2 separate regions of the Homo sapiens genome follow, and region 1 is linked to region 2. The links are chromatin loops, found by intact Hi-C in ENCODE. Cell type or tissue: natural killer cell. All regions are shown on one strand. Links, peaks and the distances in the headings refer to the core of each region. The heading gives the core; the rest is flanking DNA.

What was found. Hi-C counts contacts between places; a loop is a spot of excess contacts. Peaks named below come from ENCODE experiments on the same cell type or tissue, not always from the same donor. Only the 100,000 strongest peaks of a DNase experiment are listed, where the experiment ranks them.
Region 1: it touches region 2 in a loop (10-fold over the local background); 3 of 110 quality-filtered maps call a loop at or near these places.

The regions. Positions count from the first base shown.
Region 1 is chr6:105,641,180-105,651,428 of GRCh38, reverse strand. No RefSeq gene overlaps it. Among named protein-coding and RNA genes, the nearest start is that of LINC02836, 14 kb to the right of the region's middle. RefSeq lists enhancers at 4,429-4,618, 7,186-7,425. In natural killer cell, for the core only: no CTCF peak of the experiment used is centred there; DNase peaks (open chromatin) are centred at 2,968, 4,828 and 7,038; H3K27ac peaks cover 5,118 bases.
Region 2 is chr6:106,092,277-106,102,525 of GRCh38, reverse strand. PRDM1 (PR/SET domain 1) reads right to left here. Exons shown (of 7, transcript NM_001198.4): 3 at 6,792-6,911; 4 at 2,974-3,226. Among named protein-coding and RNA genes, the nearest start is that of PRDM1, 11 kb to the right of the region's middle. RefSeq lists an enhancer at 3,159-4,358. In natural killer cell, for the core only: no CTCF peak of the experiment used is centred there; DNase peaks (open chromatin) are centred at 3,665, 4,595 and 8,045; H3K4me3 peaks cover 5,078 bases; H3K27ac peaks cover 6,249 bases.

The DNA.
Region 1 (10,249 bases), core at 759-8,758, 450 kb after region 2:
AACAAAGAAGAACTACGTAATTTTAATTACCTTGACACTGTTGTTGGCCTCTGGTCTCTTCAATTATTCAGCATTTTATTTTTGAAAGATGAATCAATGAAGTTAACTGAATTCTCAGTGACTAATAATGCTTATCTTCCTCTCAAAGATGATGTGAGAATCTACACCTAAATGAATAGTGTTCACAGAAAAGCAAGTTACTTAGATGTTAAATGATCATTTAGGAAATATATGGTTACTTAAAACACCCTCAAATGTATTGAAATATTTATCTAGGTGTTATCATGCCATTTCAGAAACCTTTATCATGAGGTTCCGCAAACATTTATAAGGCAAAGGTTTTTCAGAATATCTACCTTGGCTGTACCAACAGACCAAAGGTCACTTTCTTAGTAAACAATAAACATTTTATTAAATATTTGTGAAAGTTTAATTAGGATAAGTTTGAGGTGGTAACATGCTATTCTTGCTGATTCAAGGATCGCTATTCTACTAAACTGGTACAATAGTAGAGGTGAGAAAAATGCACTGTAAAAGTTATGTTTTTCAGATGTCATCAAATGAGAGTAATGAGTTCAGTCACAGTGTCCTGCCTCCTCCAATTTTGCTTCTTCAAGCTAAAGGCCCTGCCTCTTTTTTAGCCAAAACATTGTCATTTATCCATTTATTTTGCACATTTAAACAGAAGAGTAGAATTTCATGTTTGGCTTTTACAAACTCCCTAAATCATTTTTTTTCAGCTTTAAAAATGAGTATATTAATACTGATGCAAAGGTTGAGGCGACAGTGTTTATAATGTTTCCTGAGATCTGCAGATGAAAGGTAGATGTTGATGTTATAATAGTGTAATCTGGATTGTTATTGAAAGCTTCTGTGTTCTCAGAGTCAGATTTAAAGAGATCTCAATCTCTTTCTTGTGGGCTTAGAATGCTTTTAAAAATTGTCAAAAGAAAACCATTTCCTTCACTATTCAAAAAAATTGAAAGAGAAGAACTTCTGAATATTTATTCAGAAGTAGTTCAAAAAATAGCTGGTTTTATTTTATTTTGCAGAGGATTAGAAATGTAGTTTAAACTACAAAAAAGGAGTTTTTCAATATTTCAGAAAGAATCATTGGTATATTGAAAGAGCAGATTTGAGGCCGAGTACAATTGCTCATGCCTGTAATCCCAGCACTTTGAGAGGCCAAGGCGGGTGGATCACCTGAGGTCAGGCATTTGAGACCAGCCTAGCCAACATGGTGAAACTCTGCCTCTACTAAAAATACAAAAAATTAGCTGGGTGTAGTGGCACATACCTGTAGTCCCCGCTACTTGGGAGGCTGAGGCACGAGAATCACTTGAACCCGGGAGAAGGAGGTTGCAGTGAACCAAGATCGCACCACTGTACTCCAGCCTGGGCAACAGAGTGAGACTCTGTCTCAAAAAAAAAAAAAAAAATGTGGATTTGAGAAATGACAGCAAACCCAGAATTATTAATGGGAAAATAAAAATAGAAATGTAATATGATGTTGAGTTATATTTATGTAGAGCTTTAAAGTTTACAAAGTGTTTTTATCTTAACTCAGTCTATCCTCACAACATCTCTCTTGGAGGAAAACCTGTGTTTTATGTCTGAGGAAACTGATATTTGGGGAGGCTAAATCACTTGCCCCAGGCTATATGGCTGGTATCTTGTCGATGTCGAACTTGAACCTGCATCTTCTGATTCTTGGGCAATGATTGTTCTGTCCTTTAGAAAGGAAGATAGAACTTCTGCTTTGCTATTGGCTGTTTTCAGGGAAATCAGAAGATAAGAAAGAAAGACAATATTTCTAGCAGTTTGCTTTAAAGTGGTTGACAAAAATACATTGGTCCACACTACTCTAGTCACCTGCTTCTTTTGCATGAATTTTGGCCAGGTGAAGACTTAGCCTGAGAGGGAAGAAGGACCTGCTTTTAGACCTTCATCAGATGTCTTAAGTCACTTATAGGGAGTCATTCTGTTATTTCTTACCTCATGCTTTCTCTTTCTGTGGACATAAGTTTGTAGTGATATCTCATTCACAGAACATAGTAGTATACAGGAACAGAAAAGAAGGGAGGGATGGGCGGTGGATGGTAAGTGTGAGCAGGTGTTGGAGAGATGCTAAGCTCAGGCCACAGTTCAACTTCACAGGAAGTTGAAGAGCTACTTAGCCTTTCCTAAAACTCAAACTTTCTAAAACATTGACAATAAGGACAAGTAATTGATGGGTAGAAAATGGAGAAATGGTCATGGGAGGAAAGAGATAAAATAGGTTTAGAACATTTACTTATTTACTTGTCTCCAAAATTAACACTTCCACAAGCTTGATGAATGGGGACCTTGTGCATGGTTACATTTACCATCTTACAGCTTTCCTCTCGGTTAGTGAATTTAACAATATGAATGAAAATAGATGACACAATTTTGAAGTTGATAAAGGTTTTTTGTTTTGTTTTGTTTTGTTTTTTACTTAAGTCACCAAAGGATGGGTGGGCTCTAAATAGGAAATGGAAGAGGTAAAGAAGCAGGTCATATTGAAAACAAAAAATAATAAAAAATTTCCCCAGAGGAAATACCCCTTTCTAGAGCATACTAAACTCTTAGTTGCCATATGTTGCTTGAAAAAAAAAGTTATATACCACATTTTTTCATAATACAAACTATAGAAAATGAGGTTATAGGAAATCTTTTTAGCTGAAGGAGATCTTCAGAAAAGTGAGAAATCATCTGGGTGGAGGGGCTTTAGTTAGAGAAGTCTGAAAAACCCCAAATAAAAGGAATCAGCAGTTCCTAGAAGGAAACAGTTTGGTAGGAAAAAGGGATTATCCCAACTAAACGGCTAATGAAAACTGATAGCTTGAGTGGCTTCTGCTTGACAAGGAGATTGTCACTGTTGACAGGGTTGACTGGCAGGGTGGAAAAATGAGGGGGATAAAGCTTCACAGAAAGACTTCAGAGGAAACTTGACACCTTCAAAACCACAGGTGTGAGGGTAAGTGAAACCGTCAAGTAAAAGTTGGCGTTGTTTTTCAGGATCTGATGTTCTGCATACTTTAGGTTCAAAATTTAGGAGTTTAAGGGGAACACTGAGATAAGTTGGGACATGGGAGGTTAGGAATCGAGGAGTCAGAGGACTCTTTTCTGCCCGTGAAGGGACTCCGTAGACTCTTAAATGTATTCCACAGTACTTTCTAGAGCTCTAAGAAGACAGGCTAGCTTTTTTCTCTACCAGCCCAGCCTGTTTCAAATCACAGGCTTCAATAGGCTTTCTAACCTAGCTCTCAAAGGTGATTTATTGAGTGTCTGTTATGTCCAAGATGCTGAGCGTGGAGTGTGTGAATACATAAACATGTTTGAACACTTGTTCCTTGCCTTCAAGGGTTTCATCTCAATGAAAAAATGGGATAGAATGAATTCTGCCTCAAGATGAATTATTCTCAAATAGAACTAACAGTAAAAAGTAAAACACAAAAAACACAAATGCCAAGTAAATAGCATTAACATTAAATGCTATAAAAATTCAGAGATGGAGGTGACAGGAGTTGAAGAAGCCCTTTTTGGGAGAGGTGGAAGTTGAGTTACATCTTTAAGGCGGAATAGAATTCAGACAGCCTGGGTAAGGGTGGGGGGAGGAGGGAATGTGAAGAAATGGGGAAGAATGGTAGGACACTCCCAAAGGGGTAAAGAAACTACTGGAGTAAGGGGAACAGAGGATTACATTTAATAACTCTAAGATGCACCCCCTGGGAAAACAAACAGTGGAATTTGTAACAATTATTTTTGTTTGGCTCTTGAAGCTGAGCATTTATGTCTGTTGAGGATATAAAAAGTTCAGTGTTCTAAATGGGAAGAGAATGACCTGAAGTGAATGGCAGAATGGGCTCTGGGGACACTGGACCTAGGGCTGCACCCTGGCTCTGCCATTTGTGAGTGGTGTGATCTCCAATGAGTTCACGTTTTCATGCCTCAGGCTCCTAATTTTTAATTTGGGATAATATTAGTATCAATAGTATCTAATTCATAGGGAGCTGTGGGGATTAAGAGATAAAGTATTTATTATGCTTATAGTGTTGGGCACATAGAAGGAGCTCAATACATCTTTATTATTTTTATATTAATATAAAATAACAATAATAATGGTAATAAAATCTCAAAGCCAAGTAAGCATCATGAAATTTTTCACGTGCCCATGAGCACAGAGGAGATCTTCAGAACCTACTGTTTTCTGATCTCCAAGAAAGATGGAGAAAAGAAAATTATAGCATTTTTCTTTCATTTTTTCTTCCTTCCTCTTTTTTTTTCTAGAATAAAGAGATGAGGAAAATGCAAGACAGTCCATGTCGCTCTTGGCTGTTCTCTGCTACTCCCCCCAGGTTCAGGGGTCTGTGAGTGGTCGTGAGAACCCCACCCCCAGGCTTCTGCTTGGGTCCTTATCATAGTGGCCTCTCCTGCTACCCAGTGAGAGTTCACTGTTCTGGCAAGGGATATGGCTCCCGACTCAAGGAGAAAGGGAGCGCAATGCTTTCCTTCTCCATTATTCTATGGGCAGGTTTAATATCCAGTGCCTCCTATTTATAATTAACATGAAGTTGTTTATTTCTTGCTTCTCATTTTAGCAGGGTAAGCATGTAGAGGCAGGCCACTTTCTAGTAGATTGTGAGAAGATAGACCTCAGCATGAGCCTGACTGTGGGTCTGATGTGGAGAGAAGAGAGTCAAAAGGAAATATTCTGTGGCTTTCTATATGACTGAAATGCAGCAAGGCTATTGTTTGCTGTAGCAGCTGATTGAAAAAGAGTGACATTCTGTCCACTGAACGTTAATAGGCTCAAGTGGAAGTGTGGTGATCAAAGCTGAGTCATAACTTGAGAGGAAACCAGTCTTACCCATGTTTTTTGTTCTTTAGTGGAGACACCTAGTAAGCTCTTCGAAGACGGTGGCTTTCTACAAAAGGAGAGCTATAGTAACCGTTGGCCGCAGCAAGATGCTCTTCTCACTCTTGTGTTGGAACAAGAACCAGTTATGAGAAGCCTGGGTTTGACTTGCTTTTGGTGTGGTTAATGCTGGTGGGAAGGTTTCTTATAGGTCTTTTTATTTATTAATACATTTGGTCATAGATGGGCCTTCAGGATTTTCAATTGCTGTGACTATGTTGGTCTGGCTAGCTTTTTCCAGGCTAACAATGCAAACACCCCCAGCACCCCTGAGGGATAGTCTCACAAAGCCCCTGTCTGTCTGGCCTGTGGCTACATAAGCAATCTCTTGACAGTTCTTGGAACGTGAGACTTGGTGACGTGACCTAAGACTTCGATGTTTTTGTGATTTATCCAGGACACTTGACTAGGTAACAGGAATGCAGATGATCTCTGTCTCAGTGCTAGAACCTGCAGCTTTAGCCCAGGTTTATTCTTTGGGGTATGACTGCTAATCTGAAAATTTTGGGGAGAGTCCAGTGTCTGTGCAAGAGCAAATCTTCAATTTGGACTGATTCCACTATGAAGGAAATTGAGTTTTTATGGGAGCTAAAAATAAACGATCCTTAGCACTCCCTCCATCCTAAAATACATTAAATAGCCCTTACATTTTCAAGTTAGAACAAATCTGGCCTCATTGTTTCTGTCACTCTAACACTTGTTAATGTTATTTATGTAATTTTCAGATATTCTCAGATCAAAATTTTCCATGCCCAGTTATCTTTCTCATGCAAAGAAATTGTGATCAGTGTTCAGTTTCAATCAGTTTACTGAAGGAAGGGTCGTTTACAACACCTGTAGCCACTTTTCTCTTAGGGACTTAGTTAAAAAATCAGATGCAGGGTGTGAAATGAGACCTAAGTAATTCTTTCCAAGTTCCTTTGAGGAGCTCCCTGCTAGTACTCTCTCAGCCTAGAAATCAACACCTGCCTTTCACAAAGGAGCCTCCATCCAGTGTGGAATTCCAGCAAGTACACAGGTAGTTATTTCTAGGAATATTGCCCTTGCACATCTCTCCTCTTGCCAGGCACCAAACTAATTTCTCAAAGAGAAACAGTGGGAAACAATATGTTCTGTGCTGCCTTCACATACTACCATAAGAGGCAGTTAGTTACATAAGCCGGCTTCCAGAGATTTGCCAAGTGCTCTTTTTAAAAAAAGTGGCTGCTGATGGAACATTCTTTACATAAAACAGATACTTGTTTCAGCAACCAAAGTCCATGTCCACAGCAAAATCCAACTAGTGTTCTACTTTTCTATTTGTCTATAGAGTATAGATCTCTATACACTTCAGGAGAAAAACTTGTGTCAATAATGGATTGGGTTCGACAGTTTAAAAGAAAAAACAAATGGACATTTTTCATTACCTCAATTTCTCATTATCTACATCAACTCAGAACCGTCAAGAAGGCCCATAGTGAAGCCTAAAGGTTTTGAAAGGGGCTACTATGAGCATTATGGATTCTGTCCCATACTCAGGAAGCACCCCCCGACCAGGAATTTCTCAAGACCAAGGCGTGATGAGTGCAGTTTTACTACTGCCTCTGCTCATGAATAAGACCTCTGTGGTAAATCATTTCCCAGGTAGAATTTGCTCTTCCTCCTTAAGTAAGAGTAGTCTTTAAAAAAAAAAATCCTTTCTCAGAGTAGTAAACAACTCTCTGAAGTAGGCATCATCTAGATAACCTTTACAAAAGACATTCTCTGCTTGATTCCATATTGGTTCTGATGTAAAAGTGCATCAAAGTTAGAAAAATCTTGCTCAAGTTTCAACAGCAAATATTCTTAGCCAGAGGAGCTGACGTGGGGGTGAATGGAAAGGAAGTAGAAAGTCAAGTGCAAGATCAGTTACAAGAATACCACTTAGAATTTTTGGTTTTCCCTCATGCTTGGTGAATATATTTTTTACATGTCAGTGGGTTGGGCCCATCATTAAGCTATTGTCTCGCGGCATCAAGCCCATCCTCCTACACTCTGCTGTGTGATGCTGGACCTCTGCAATACACATTTATTTCTGTGTTGCTGATAATTCCCTGTTAGGCTCTGCCAACAGGGGATGCTAGAGAAAGACTGCAAGTCTGGGAAAGGAGAAAGTTTATTTTCCTCTCTGCTACCTCTGACTCCAGTTTTGCTTCCTATTTCTTTCAGTGTCACCCAGCAACACTTCTTCACCCAAACAGTGGCATTTTACTTCAGTAACAGCTGTTTATACTAGTTTGCATTTTTTTTTTCTTGACACAGGATCTCATTCTGTCGCTCAGGCTGGAGTGCAGTGGTGTGATCACAGCTCAGGTGATCCTCCCACGTCAGCCTTCCAAGTAGCTAGGACCACAGGTGTGCACCATACCCAGCTAATTTTTGTATTTTTTTGTAGAGATGGGTTTTCACTGTGCTGCCCAGGCTGGTGTCGAACTCCCGGGCTCAGGTGATCCACTTGCCTTAGCCTCCCAAAGTGCTGGGATTATATGCATAAGCCATCATGCCCAGCCCAGTTTACAATTTTTCCAATAGTTGCAGAACCAGTCTCATGGTACACCCCTCAGATGCACTGTCTTAGCTGGCAGTATCACCTTTTTGGAAGTTTGGGCCAACCCTGTGGCCCCACACTGGCATTAGGTACATCAGCACAGGCCACCAGCTGCCACTTCCCCTGGGGGATCTGAGTCTACTCCCTACTTAGGTACACCAGCACCAGCCAGCTGCCACCTCCCTGGGAGATCTGAGTCTACCCCCCTACCCAAGGTCTGAAGCACCAGCAACTTCAGAGCAGTGCCCTCTCCTCAGACATCTGAGTGTAGCATTCATTGGGATCTATTTTGATGGTTCCCATCTCATCCCTTTGTTCCCCAGCCCTGCAAGTGGTAAATGTGTCCTATTTCCATGATAACTTATTGTTCTCTTTTTGCATATTCAATCATTCAGTACCTAGTAAGTACTTCTTTATATTGTTTATATTAAATTATCTCCATTGGTGTAATTTGTCTCTTGTCTGGACCTGGATTGATAAAATAGGAGTCCTTTCCTTAATCTCACAGCTTTCAGATGGACATTGACTAGATCTTACAAGATATAGCTAAAGTCAACATGGTGTTCTTTGGATGGGAATTTCTTGTTCCTATTTATTCCCTGGGCCTAAAAGACCAGGGTCGATTATGAATTCTTACTCTGGGTTCTAGAAAGATGTTGGCAGCTTACTTAATACCTGAGTTAGCTGTTGCATAAGATGGAACAGGAAAAGGTGTTTCCTTTTTAATTGATAAGAAAGACTTAATGAGGCGCCATTTTCTCATTCTAAGTCTCCATGGAAAACTAAAATGTCAGAGGGCACTTGTCACTCCAGGCATCAGATGTTATGAAAATAATAGATCTGAAAGATTTGTAGCATGAGGCAAGGGAAAAAGATTGATGGGTTTAAGTGACATAATTGAAGTTCTCAACATTAGAAACTCCTTTTGTAAGCTGGGACACTTAAGGCTTGGCAAATATGCATGTCTGTTAGCCGTCTGCATCACTACTGACTGTGTATCTGTATTGAAGGATTAAATGAATCATAGACATATGATCGCTGCATGGAAAAAAATGTGTTGTGCCCAGCACTCTTTTCCATAAAGAAAGCGTCATTGGGAAATGCAAACATGTGGAAACAGGCCACAAAAATGCAGCAAATTAGTCCTTATTATCCACTCATCCACGCAGGAAAGTTTTAAAAGGTAATAAAGTCTTAGGTTCTTACAATTGGCACTTTAGCCTTACTGTTTTTAGAGTAAAATATATGGTGCTGGGAAACCACTGTGCATCTAAGCATTTCATTTAGCTTTTAACTACCTTTCAGTTCAATAGGCATTTCAAGTCATGCTGTCACCTGTTGCCAAGCTTTCTGCTGCAGGTTACCATCCCAAACTACCTCATTAAAATAAATGAAAACAAATAGGATTATCCAAGTGAAATGTCACTAATGCTATTATGAAGTAAGAATGTTTTGGCGCCATTCAATAAAGCTACAACTCTAAGCTGTAAATGTAACACATGGAAATTCAGATGACATCTCGACTCATTAGATCTTCTGTTCCATATTTGTGCTTGTGTGTGGAATAGATGATAATGTAATTCTGTACAGTCACAGTATCATAAGGGTACTTGTTTTTTCTAATGAACAATGATGCAATTCTATGATTCCACTATCCTTGTTTGTCAGGTATCCTGTTTATTGTAATTTCTGAGCACAACGGATAACCCTGTAATTTAAATATGGGTATGCCCACACCGAAAAGTCAAACCTACATACCTTTCAAAACAATTTTTCTCAAATTGCTTTCTAATTTTTCAGTGTTTGTTGGAGGAGGAGTTGTGCTAAAAATCTGGATGAACCATGTGTATCCTTTTCTAGAATTTTTTTTTAACCATAAGCATGTTGGAAGTTTATGATTTTTTATGAGATCAAGCCTGAGAGAGAGACAGAGGGAGAGAGAGAAAAGGTATGGACTGAAAGACGAGATGATGTACTACCAGGAAAAAAAAGGACAGGAACTTACTTGCCTGACTCAGGGGTACCCAAATACAACATAGGTGATACCAAATGTGAAGTGATTCTTACCAAATGAGCTGATACCAAATGTGAAGTGATTCTTAAACTGTAATCTAAAAGCTCAGTATATATAACCCAGCATGCTACTGTGTGCTATGACATGATGCACAACTGTATGCCTACAACTCCCCAGCTGGCCATTCTTCATCCAGATGTACAGGAAACTGAGAATCAAAGAGACCAATGTGGTCACATGTACACAGCACATCTGATGCTGGGGAAGCATCAGCTTTCTAAGCACAGGACTCACCCCCAAGAGTGACAGAGACCCTAAAGAGTGAACAGAAAAATGATGGTTTCTGAGCACTCAGAACATATGCTATAGCCACGGTAGAGAAAAGTATATTGTCAGTGTAGAAAACGCCCATTTAGGTCCAATTGACCTCTGGGAAATAAAGCTAAATTTTATGAATCTTTCTTTAAGTCATTTGTTTCTTTTACATGACCATGTGATGGTGTTTCTGCCTTCCCACTGCTGAGAGAGCCCACCTTCCTCTCCATTGGATCTGTCTCCATTGGCTGTATCTTAAAGTTTTCATCACTATCACCAAGAGGCTCAGATGGAAATGGAAAAGCATAGGGTAACAAGCATTCCTTTAACTAGCTCTTACTAGCTCTGTGACATTAGGTAAATTACTTATCTTTGAGGCTTAATTTTTCCATCTTAAAAATGTGTATATAATACC
Region 2 (10,249 bases), core at 791-8,790:
AGCACAGTGCCTAGTATATAGTAAACTCACAATAAATGTTTGCTATCTCTAATGCCTTCAGAAAAATAGATTTGCATCTTATTCTAAAAGAACATCCAGAGTGACATGTTAGCCTCCCTAAGATGCTCTACAGGTGGAAATTAGGAAGTCCATATACAGTAAAGGTGCATTTTAAAAAATCATCCTTCAGCAGCTGAGTAATCAGTGGAGCTGGTGTCATTTCTGACTCTCCCACTCAGCAACAGCTTGAGTTAACATGAAAAAGAAAATCAAGATCTGTTTTTGTTCTGAAATCTTAAATGGCTGTAGGCGGACGGAGTCATTTCAAGAGTGAACTGCTTCTGAAGACTCCGAATGGCTTAATTATGCCGACTCACATTTTCGATCTATAATAAGAACCCCAAGACTATAAGAAAGAACCTAGAAGTTCTGCAGTAGGCAAAACAAAGTCTCTTTTCAACTGAAACTGAGAAAGCAGATTAACATTTAGAAGTCTATAATTTGGTCAACTGTTTTCTAGATGGGTTAGTTAGATAGATAGAAAAAAAATACCTCCCCCCCTGCCAAATTTGGGAGGGGTAGGGGTTTCAAACTTATTAGTTCTTTTATTCCTTTTCCTTTGTTTTTAGAAAAATGCCATTTTGTGATTTCTGGCTACTTACTTTTCTTTCCTTTGGTTTGTTTCAAATCCCTTCTTCTCCAAACTCTACCGCCTGAACCATCACTGCCATTTAAGCCCTCATGGAGATTCTTGCACCACCTCTATTGTGCTTTAAGCATGGAAACCCAACACAGTTCATTTGGAGACACAATCTACCTATTAGGCCTGATGAAATAGTGGAAATTTTCCTGATCACAGTCTCAATCATCAGCTGCCACGCCTAAGACAACCGGTTTCACAACTGGCAGCAGGAATCTTGTTTTAATGTGACTGGTTATTGTTAACTCTCATTCTTTACTATGAATATTGGACAATGAAATGTGCTTGAAAATGTTAAACCACCATTTAGAAAAAATTCTGCCAAAATAAAAGGGGACATACTGCATAAATAAAAAGGGATAAATAAAAGGTGTCATTTCACAGTATATATGACAGTTGCTTCTGAACACAAAGTAGAAGCACTTGAACCTTAAAATACTGTGCAAAACCTTTCTTTGAGGAATAAAAACGCCAGGCCTTTAAACCCTTCCCTTGATTGGCACAGGGTGCGGGAAGCATGCAAAAAAGTTTCTTGGTGGTTGGTGCAAAGTCACTGGGGTAGGTCACCTCAAATGAACTGTTTAAAGAAAAGCAAAAATCAAAAGACTTTCCTCTGAATCCATGAATGATTAAACTCAAGGAATGTAAGGAGACCCTTAAGTGGAAGTGGCTCACTATGTTAAGAAAGCCAGGAGGGAGCTGTGCGCTTCTTCTGAGACGCACAGCTGGAATACGAGTTCCACAAAAATGCCACTGTGCCTGTGCATTTGTCGTTTGTTACTAGGTCCTCAGCACTGGGCATGGCATACACAGATGCCACAACAGCCGAATGGTTCCTGGGAGGCTCAGCCCTAGGGATATGACAGAGTCTCCAGAGTCTCGGGGAGCGCTGAAGAGACATGAGGGAAAAGAACTGCCACCTTTTTGGTCAGGACCTAATTAGACCCATTAAGCTGGAACTGGGGAACTGAGAGCCAGTTCTTTTCCTGAAGCTCAAGGGTAACCTGTTGTGTAAGGACCCCAAACACACGACCTCCCCTACGGGGGAGGTCCTGATGCTTTTATAGCCCCAGATTTTCAGAAAAACTGCAAACACAATCTTGCAATCTTAAGGGAGATCAAGTAAAATGAAGTGTGGAATGAATACCAAATAACCATACAGTTGGATTATATATGACTAGGGTAAGTACTTGGCTTGTTCATTGGTCCTAAAATCAAAGTCAAAATTCCAATTTATGTTAACATTGATATTTATTCCAAATGTCTCAAAGGTGAAAATGAGAACTAAAACAAGTTAGCCTTCTGGTAAAGCAAATGGATATACTTATCAATAACTGGTAAACCTGGGTAAAGGGTAAGTGGAAATTCTTTGTCCTTTTCTTCAAATGTTTTCTTAAGTTTGAAATGATATCAAAACCAAAAGTTACAAAAACTTCAGCATTTAGTCTTAACTTCTAAACCAAAAGGAATAATTTTTAAAACTGCTAATAAGATTTAGTGGTCTAACCAAGAACACACAACCATAGTTACAGCAGAGGTTAGAATCTTATGGCAATTCTTAAATTGCTCAAAGAGATCACTTGAGAATGACCAAAATGATGCAGCCCTCTGCAGAGAGAGGTCATGACAGCAATTTTAATCAAATAAAAGAAGTAAAAGCACATAAACCTAAGGAATTGAGAATTTGTTAAGATAAAGTGATAGGTGGCTACTATAATACTGATCAAGAGATCAGATAGTTTTTTTACTGTAAGGAAGGAAGCTAAGATGTAAAATCTTTACGGTTATTCACTTAGAATAATATTGAAAAATTATGACAAAGTTTTTCTAGCAATGATCTTACAATGTTCCACATCAGATCCTAACTGTACACTCAAATGTACATCTATAAATATTTTGATGCAGTCTAAGCCCTGCCAAAGTACCACAGATGAGGGCTATACCTTGCATACGCAGCATGTCTGGACCAATCCCTGTAATTCTCCCAACTGCTTTTGGATAAATTAGAATTGGACATATATTTCTTCCTGTAACATCCTGAATTCAAAACTCAAGGTAGCTCCTCATATATATATATACTTTTAAATGATCAAGTTTCCTAATAGTTAATAGGGACTCAAAAAATGTTTTTCCTCTTCCTAGTCCCTAGCTTAAGCCACCTACTTCATCCAACACATGACAAAGCCGTATAATTAAACAACATGTTATTAGTTCAAAGGGGCAGAACCGACATTACTGGCATTTTTTATTTTTTTGTTCTGTAATCCACTTACTGAGATTCATCATTGTCAGCTCTCCGGGATAAGGGTAGTGAAGCCTTTCTGCAAAGTCCCGACAATACCACACAAGAAGTTCCTGGTTGGCAGGGATGGGCTTAATGGTGTAGAAGTAGATGTTCATCCCGTTCTGACACGCAGCCAGGTTTTGCTCCCGGGGAGAGTGTGCTGGATTCACATAGCGCATCCAGTTGCTTTTCTCTTCATTAAAGCCGTCAATGAAGTGGTGAAGCTCCCCTCTGGAATAGATCTGTCCAAAAGAGAAGACAGGCATGTAAAAGGAAGTCAGACCCAAAGCTCCCCAGCACCTCTCAGAATAAACACAGCCGGTACCGTGTGTGATTTCTGATCCCCTACTGCCTAGTTAGAAAAAGAATCCAATCAGTTTAGCCAGAATAGTCTTGAATCAGCAGAAATCAGGGCGGAAACAGGTAAGGCACACTTTTGTCAGTTACCTTTTCCATTTCAGTTTTATCGTCTTTTCATGTTCGGGAAAATAACAGAAAAATGAAACACAAATGTTCATTTAAGGAGCTGCCTCAAACCGATTAACCCACCACAGAGTACTACTTTTGCTACTGCAGTGAATGGCAAATGGGCGATGCTACTGACTTCAGTTCCGATTATGCTGACTTTTAGTGCTTTGAGTCACTGGGTAGAAGACCAAGCCGGCTGACGACGTCAAACTGAGTCTTAGCTTTTTCTATGGCCTCTGTACTCGCCGTTTCCTACACCCCCGCCCAAGGCTTCAACTATGCAAACATCCTCCACCCCCAACCCTCCAAGTCCTAAAGTAACACTTGTTCATATGAATACTTGGAACCTTGCCTTTTTGTGGAAACACTGGGTGGGGCAAAGGTGAACTTCACCTGCCATAACAAAGCGAACACTCGGGCAGCAGCCCGAATTTGACAGTCTATTACTGAGAAGTCACTTTTCCTCTTGATAAACATGTCCAGACTTGCACTTTCCTTTCAATGCAAAGGAGGGAAGGGAACCCCTTATCTGGGAGGAGGCTGGCTAAAACACCACACACAGAGCCATAGGCGTGTGTTTTTGGAAAAAGAACAGGAAGAAAGTATGTTGTTCCTTAAAGGCAACGCAGAATGAAGAATTTGAAGTTTGTCCTAGAGTAATACTACTTCTGGATAACAGATGCACTCAGGCTACTTGGCAAAGAGGCAGAGGAAGAAGAAAAATTAAAACGTACACTCTTACTGAAACTATAAACACACTCCTTATCCTTCCACACAAAGTTTTCTCTCTTCCCCTCTTTTTAGGAGGTACCACCTTTACTTTAGACTTTAAGAAATTTCCTTATACAATCAGTCAATACCTAGTGTGATCTGCGACTTGCAGTCTCCAAGCAGCAGTAAGGCACTGTTCGTAGCAGGAATTTTGTGCTCACCGGACAGCAGGTTATTGCTTTTCCTTACTCACGTACCGACTATGCTAGTCTACAGATAGTTTCTGTATTTCGCTCAAACGTTATCAGAAATAAAAAGGAACTCTGTCCCTTTAACACAGGCGGTAAACACCAGAATCACTTTCTTTTAAGAGTAACTTCCTGTAAATTGTGAAGGGGGAAATACATGTGGCTTCATCAAAGCAGCTTGTGAGAGCTTTTGCGGTGTGTTTTGTTAAGAGAAAATGGAACAAGGCTGGGTGAATTCTGCTATCAAGAGGGGTTTTCAAGTTTGTTTACTCTGATGTGCAAACTTCCAGGAACATGGGGTTCCATCGCTCTTGTACTCTTCGCTGGTGCGGAAACTGCTTTCTAAAGCTACGGGTATGTTGATTCCAGTTAGCCTTCCTCGGACTGCAATTTACTGTATCCTCATTTAAAAACAGCAATGTCGGTGCCATGAAGTCACTCACACAGAATAAAATAACGCATATGTAAAATGAACACCGTTTCCTACCACCTTCCTGCACTTCCATATATTATCTAGAAGATTAAAATGCGCTGATTCATAGTACAGTTACAAGAAATGTCACTGGTTTCTCAACTTGAACATCCCTTCTTTGGCAGTGTAATTTGCATGAAACTTTTTCTTTCCTCACAACAGATGTTCATATTCCTGCCAGCAAAAACGAGATGTTCTACAATATCCTTTGCATGTGAAAGACTGATTCAAATAAATCCTCCCAAGGAAAGCCTTTCAGTTACTTACAGTGAATCTTTAAATGAAACAGGGAACTGGACAGTGAGGGGGAGATTCTTAGGTACTTCTTGCCTTTTCTCAAAATAATCACACATTAATGAGACTTATGCTGGATTGTCTTAATTCAGACCTTTAACTCCAAGAACTATGCACCTTTGTGGCTCACTTCTGAGAAGACGTTATTGACAATAAAGGCAAAAATGCACTCATGGTTCCACCATTGTAAGTCAGGTGATTAATATATTTTAAGGAGGAATAATTATTAAATAAAAATTGTGAGCACATGATTCTTAGTGAATCTGTAACTACCCTCTTTTGCTTGGGAAATAGTAAGATAAATTTCTAAAAATGAAAAACTTCCTGGATTAAAAATATTGTTTCTTAGGAATAGCTTCTTGTCCGAACGATATAATCGTTCTAGGCAAAAATACCAGCTAAAGCAAGCATAACACAATTTTTGTTATCATGCAGCTGTTTCTTTTTAAAGAATTCAAATAATGTACATTTCATGTAAGTATGCACAAAAAAACGCTTACTAAATTCTTTATCTTCTGAGGAAACTAAATATCCCTGAGACATCTATGGGAAGAAGGAAAGCAATCTGACTTTTTTCTGTTCACTGCTAATCCAGTGTTTTATTCAAGGATTCCATCTAATTGGTTCACCTCTGGGGGCCTTTCTAACCCTAATATAGCAAAGGAAATTGTACTGGCTAGATCTTTTGGTTGGATGCTATAGGAAAGCTTATCATCTTGCATATGACTGTTAAGCATTTTCCTTATGCTATGAGATAATTAACCTATTGTCAAATGGAATCATTTTACCATGCACATGTATTTAAATAGGACTAGTTCTGTGGTCCTCCATTCCCCTCAACCCATCTTCCAGCTATCCTTCCTTAATGGCATTTACTTATAAGGTAATTCATTTGTCATTCCTGGCTGGGCGCGGTGGCTCTTGCCTGTAATTCCAGCACTTTGGGAGGCCAAGGTGGGCGGATCACGAGGTCCAGAGATCGAGACCATCATGGCCAACATAGTGGAACCCCGTCTCTACTAAAAATACAAAAATTAACTGGGCATGGTGGCGCGCACCTTAGTCCCAGCTACTCGGGAGGCTGAGGCAGGACAATTGCTTGAACCTGGGAGGCGGAGGTTGCAGTGAGCCGAGATCATGCCATTGCACTCCAGCCTGGTGACAGAGTGAGACTCCATCTCAAAAAAAAAAAAACCAAAAAGATAATTCATTTGTGATAACTCTTCCATTCAATTAAAGTTAAGTCAGCAAGAAATCAAAAAGGGGTGAAATCTAAGGCTTGGTAACTCATTACTACTTCCTTGCGGAGAAATGCAAATGAACCTATCCTTAAAGCAAGCAACAAACTGTTTCCTTTCATTACAAAGCTCTAATGAATTGCAAAAATCAAGATTCACATATAGCCCGTATCTCCATCACTAACCACCTACAGGCCAGACATTTCATCGGTTTCATCACATTTGTTCAGAATTCCCTGTGTCCATGGGGATGCTGGATACTTATGGGTGAGCCCCAGCATTTCTCAGCACAGGATGAGAAAGGTGAGCCACCCAGCTCTTTTAGCTCCATTTTTTCCTAACATTTAATGGGTCTGAAGAAATTTCCCTTACTTACCCTCCAAAAATATTTCCTGTTGGCGTTCTTAGGAACTGTGTCATTGGTGTAGATTTCACCTATTAGGGGTCCAAAACGTGTGCCCTTTGGTATGTATTCTTTACTCATCACTCCAATAACCTAAACAGGAAAAAACACAGGAAACAATTACTTTGACTATAAAATGTTAACCAATCTTTTCAATTAAATAAATTGGACTGTCAAGTAGTAATACAACTAACAATGATAAAATTTTGATAAGTAAACAGACATTAATGATGCCTACATAATTAACAAGCTTCACCATAGGGGGAGACCATCTTTTAAAGTCTGAGATCATAAGCAAATACTCAACCAAGCATTAAAACAGTCTAGGGGATTATTGTCTGGTAATACGGGATCTTTTATTTTTATCATTACTTTTTATGCTAGAACAGCGAATATAACCATTCTCTTTTAGAATGAGAATAAGACACTGCAGAATTAGATGGTCAAGATTAGACCATTTCAGCCTGTTCCTAGTTTCCTATTTCTCATTCTCCCTCAAACCATAAGCATAGTGTGCTTGAGGGGAATAAAATAGTTCTGACCTCAGAAACCAAAATAATGTTCTTTGGTTGTTCCATAACAGCCTAAGGAACCAGAAACCAAATGCATTATGTTTTTTTCATTCCAGATGAGGTTTGTGTGTGTGTGTGTGTTTTTTTTTTTTCATAGCTTGTACATTCTCTTTAATAAGAGATCTTTCAAGTAACTTTGTTCTTCTCTGGCCTTCTACTTTGTTCTTCTCGAGTCTTCTACTCAAGAGTGGTCAAAGGCCCTCGTGTGTGTGTGTGTGTGTGTGTGTGTTTTAAAGACAAGGTCTCCCACTATCACTCAGGCTGGAATGCAGTGGCTTGATCTTAGCTCATTGCAGCCTTGACCTCCTGGGATCAAGAGATCCTCCCACCTCAGCCTCCTGAGTAGCTGGGACTACAGGCATGCACCATCACGCCCAGCTAATTTTTGTTGTTATTGTTGAGAAGGGGTCTCACCATGTTGCCCAGCCTTGTCTCAAACTCCTGGACTCAAGCGATCCTCCCACCTCGGCCTCCCAAAGTGCTGAGATTACAGGCTGAGCCACCATGCCTGGCCAAAAGCCCTCCTTTGAAATTAAGTTTATACGGAGGAAAGCTGTAGGTTCTAAGATCTGAGGAAATGACCTCAGACTGGATGCATCACACATTTTAACTTTGTGGGGCCTTGCTAAAGAAACATGTTAACTATACCAGTTCCTCCTTAATAATAAATTTCTCTTTGAAGGGGTAAAAAAATCACCAACCGTGAATCAGGAAGCAATTCGTCACTATTCAATAGAACTCCTCTGTGAGTAGTCCTTTACAACAGTTTGCAGTTACAGTTTTGTTTTGGTTTTTATTCTCTCACTTTCCTAGTTTTATTTTCTTCTCATTCAAGATAGCCTACCTATCACTTTACTGAATTCTTTACTAAAATGGACCAAGGAGGAGGGAGTGGTAATAGATGATAATGTTTATTTTCCAGTTTTTATATTCCCAGTAGCTCCTGTACATTCATGTACCTGAAATGGTAGACTCAAATATGTGAATCGATCCATGCACAGATTGTTCACAGTGGAATCTACAATTTTGGTTACAATATACACCAGTTCCTCATTAAGTCTCATCAATAATTTAAACCTCTATTTAAATAGATATGGCACACCTACATGCCTGTGACAGACTAGCTTTTCTCATTTAAGTGTCTTATCAGCCAATGATTTTTTTTTCTAAAACAATTTAGTATTCAATATACAAATCAATGAAGCATACTCAGACTGGAAAGAGAAAAAAAGAAAATTTTCCTACACCTAACATAAGTTGAAACAAGAGTGTTATTTTTGGTCCTTTAAGAATTTCTGTCAGAGAGCTGAAAAAAGCAGATGTTCATTTCATCCTCCTCCTCTGCCTTCATTTACATCTATCTGCCCTTTTAATCACCGTTTGTCATTATTGGTATTTGTTGGCAGTAAAACTACTGGGGACAAGAGTATCTCAGAGCAGTCTTGAGATATAAATATATATATTTAAAGCTTTAGTAGACTTATTCAGAGGCTCATTGTTTTGGACATATTATTATTGAATCTAATTAATTTGGAAAATTAATGGAATTGAATTCTATGACATGCAAATCATTTAACATTCATATTTCAGTGATTATTCCATAATATTAGAATGACAAACAGGAAAAACAAATCATGCCATTTGTTGGTGAGCCAATAATTAGCAGTTGATATTTTCAACATATCTACTTTACAACAGTAATTTTAAGAAAGGCACTCAACTGGTTCATCAACTTTGTTTTAAATTATAGTCTCTTACAGATGGTGTCTTGGGAGTCAGAGCTTGATTACCAAAACGGAGCACTGCACTGAGGTCGTGGTTCTTCTTCCAAATTGCCATTCTTTTACAGAATGGGCCTCTAGGTTTTCAGTTATCCATCTTACACACATTTTCTTGTGCCCAAAAAGAAGTCAACTAGAAAGCATAAGCTACCCAATACCTATTTGAGCACAACTATAGACTCATCACTAGTAAGCTATAAAGCAGCACCGGAAGTAGCTCTTGCCATCTCTAACCTTACAAATTCAATTCAACAGGCAAGACAGGAGAACAATTAAAAAGAGAAGGCTCTGTGGTAGAAGAGAGGTCTATGATAATCCTCAAACCCCAGACAAATTAAAGAGCTTCAATATTAGCTTATCATTAGGAAAGGGACAGAGCGCCCTAATATTTTAAATTTCAATTACATACAGTGCTATAGGGCACATATAAACTCACACCTATAGATAAAGATACAAAATCATAAAATTTCAAAACTGGAAGGCACTTACAAACCACCTATATCCATTCTAAGTCTAGCGTTCTAATATACAGTAAACATCTTCATCTCAAATGCACGTCTGAGACACAGACGCCATAAAAGCTGAAACTCTAAGACTATGGTGCTTGTCCAGGTAACTTTGGAGGGGGAACAGGAACCAGGATTGTTTTTAAAGGGAAGTGAAAAAACCAAGTACTAAGTCTCCCTCTGGTCCTAGAAAGATCCAGAATGTGCATCTTAGACTACCCATCTCCCTGACCCATAGTTTGTAACAGTTTATCTTTGAACCAAGCAAATACTAAGGAGGAACTTGGTGTGTAGCTTAAACTTCACAGTGCTAAAAAGACAAAGAATGTGTTCACCTAACTCAAGAAGGAAACTTCACTGGAACTGACCAGGGTCCTAAAGAATTACTGCTGGGGACAGGCCGCTCTGTGCCTTCTATAAACTCAACAGCAAGAGGACACCCGGCTTCAATACCTCCTTGCTTCACCTGCTCCCACAGAAGCTCTTTATGTGCGGTGCAGACCCCTCCACCACTTGAGCAGATTTGTTTCTGTCTGTGGCCTCAGTTACAGAACACACCCCGCCGTCCACAG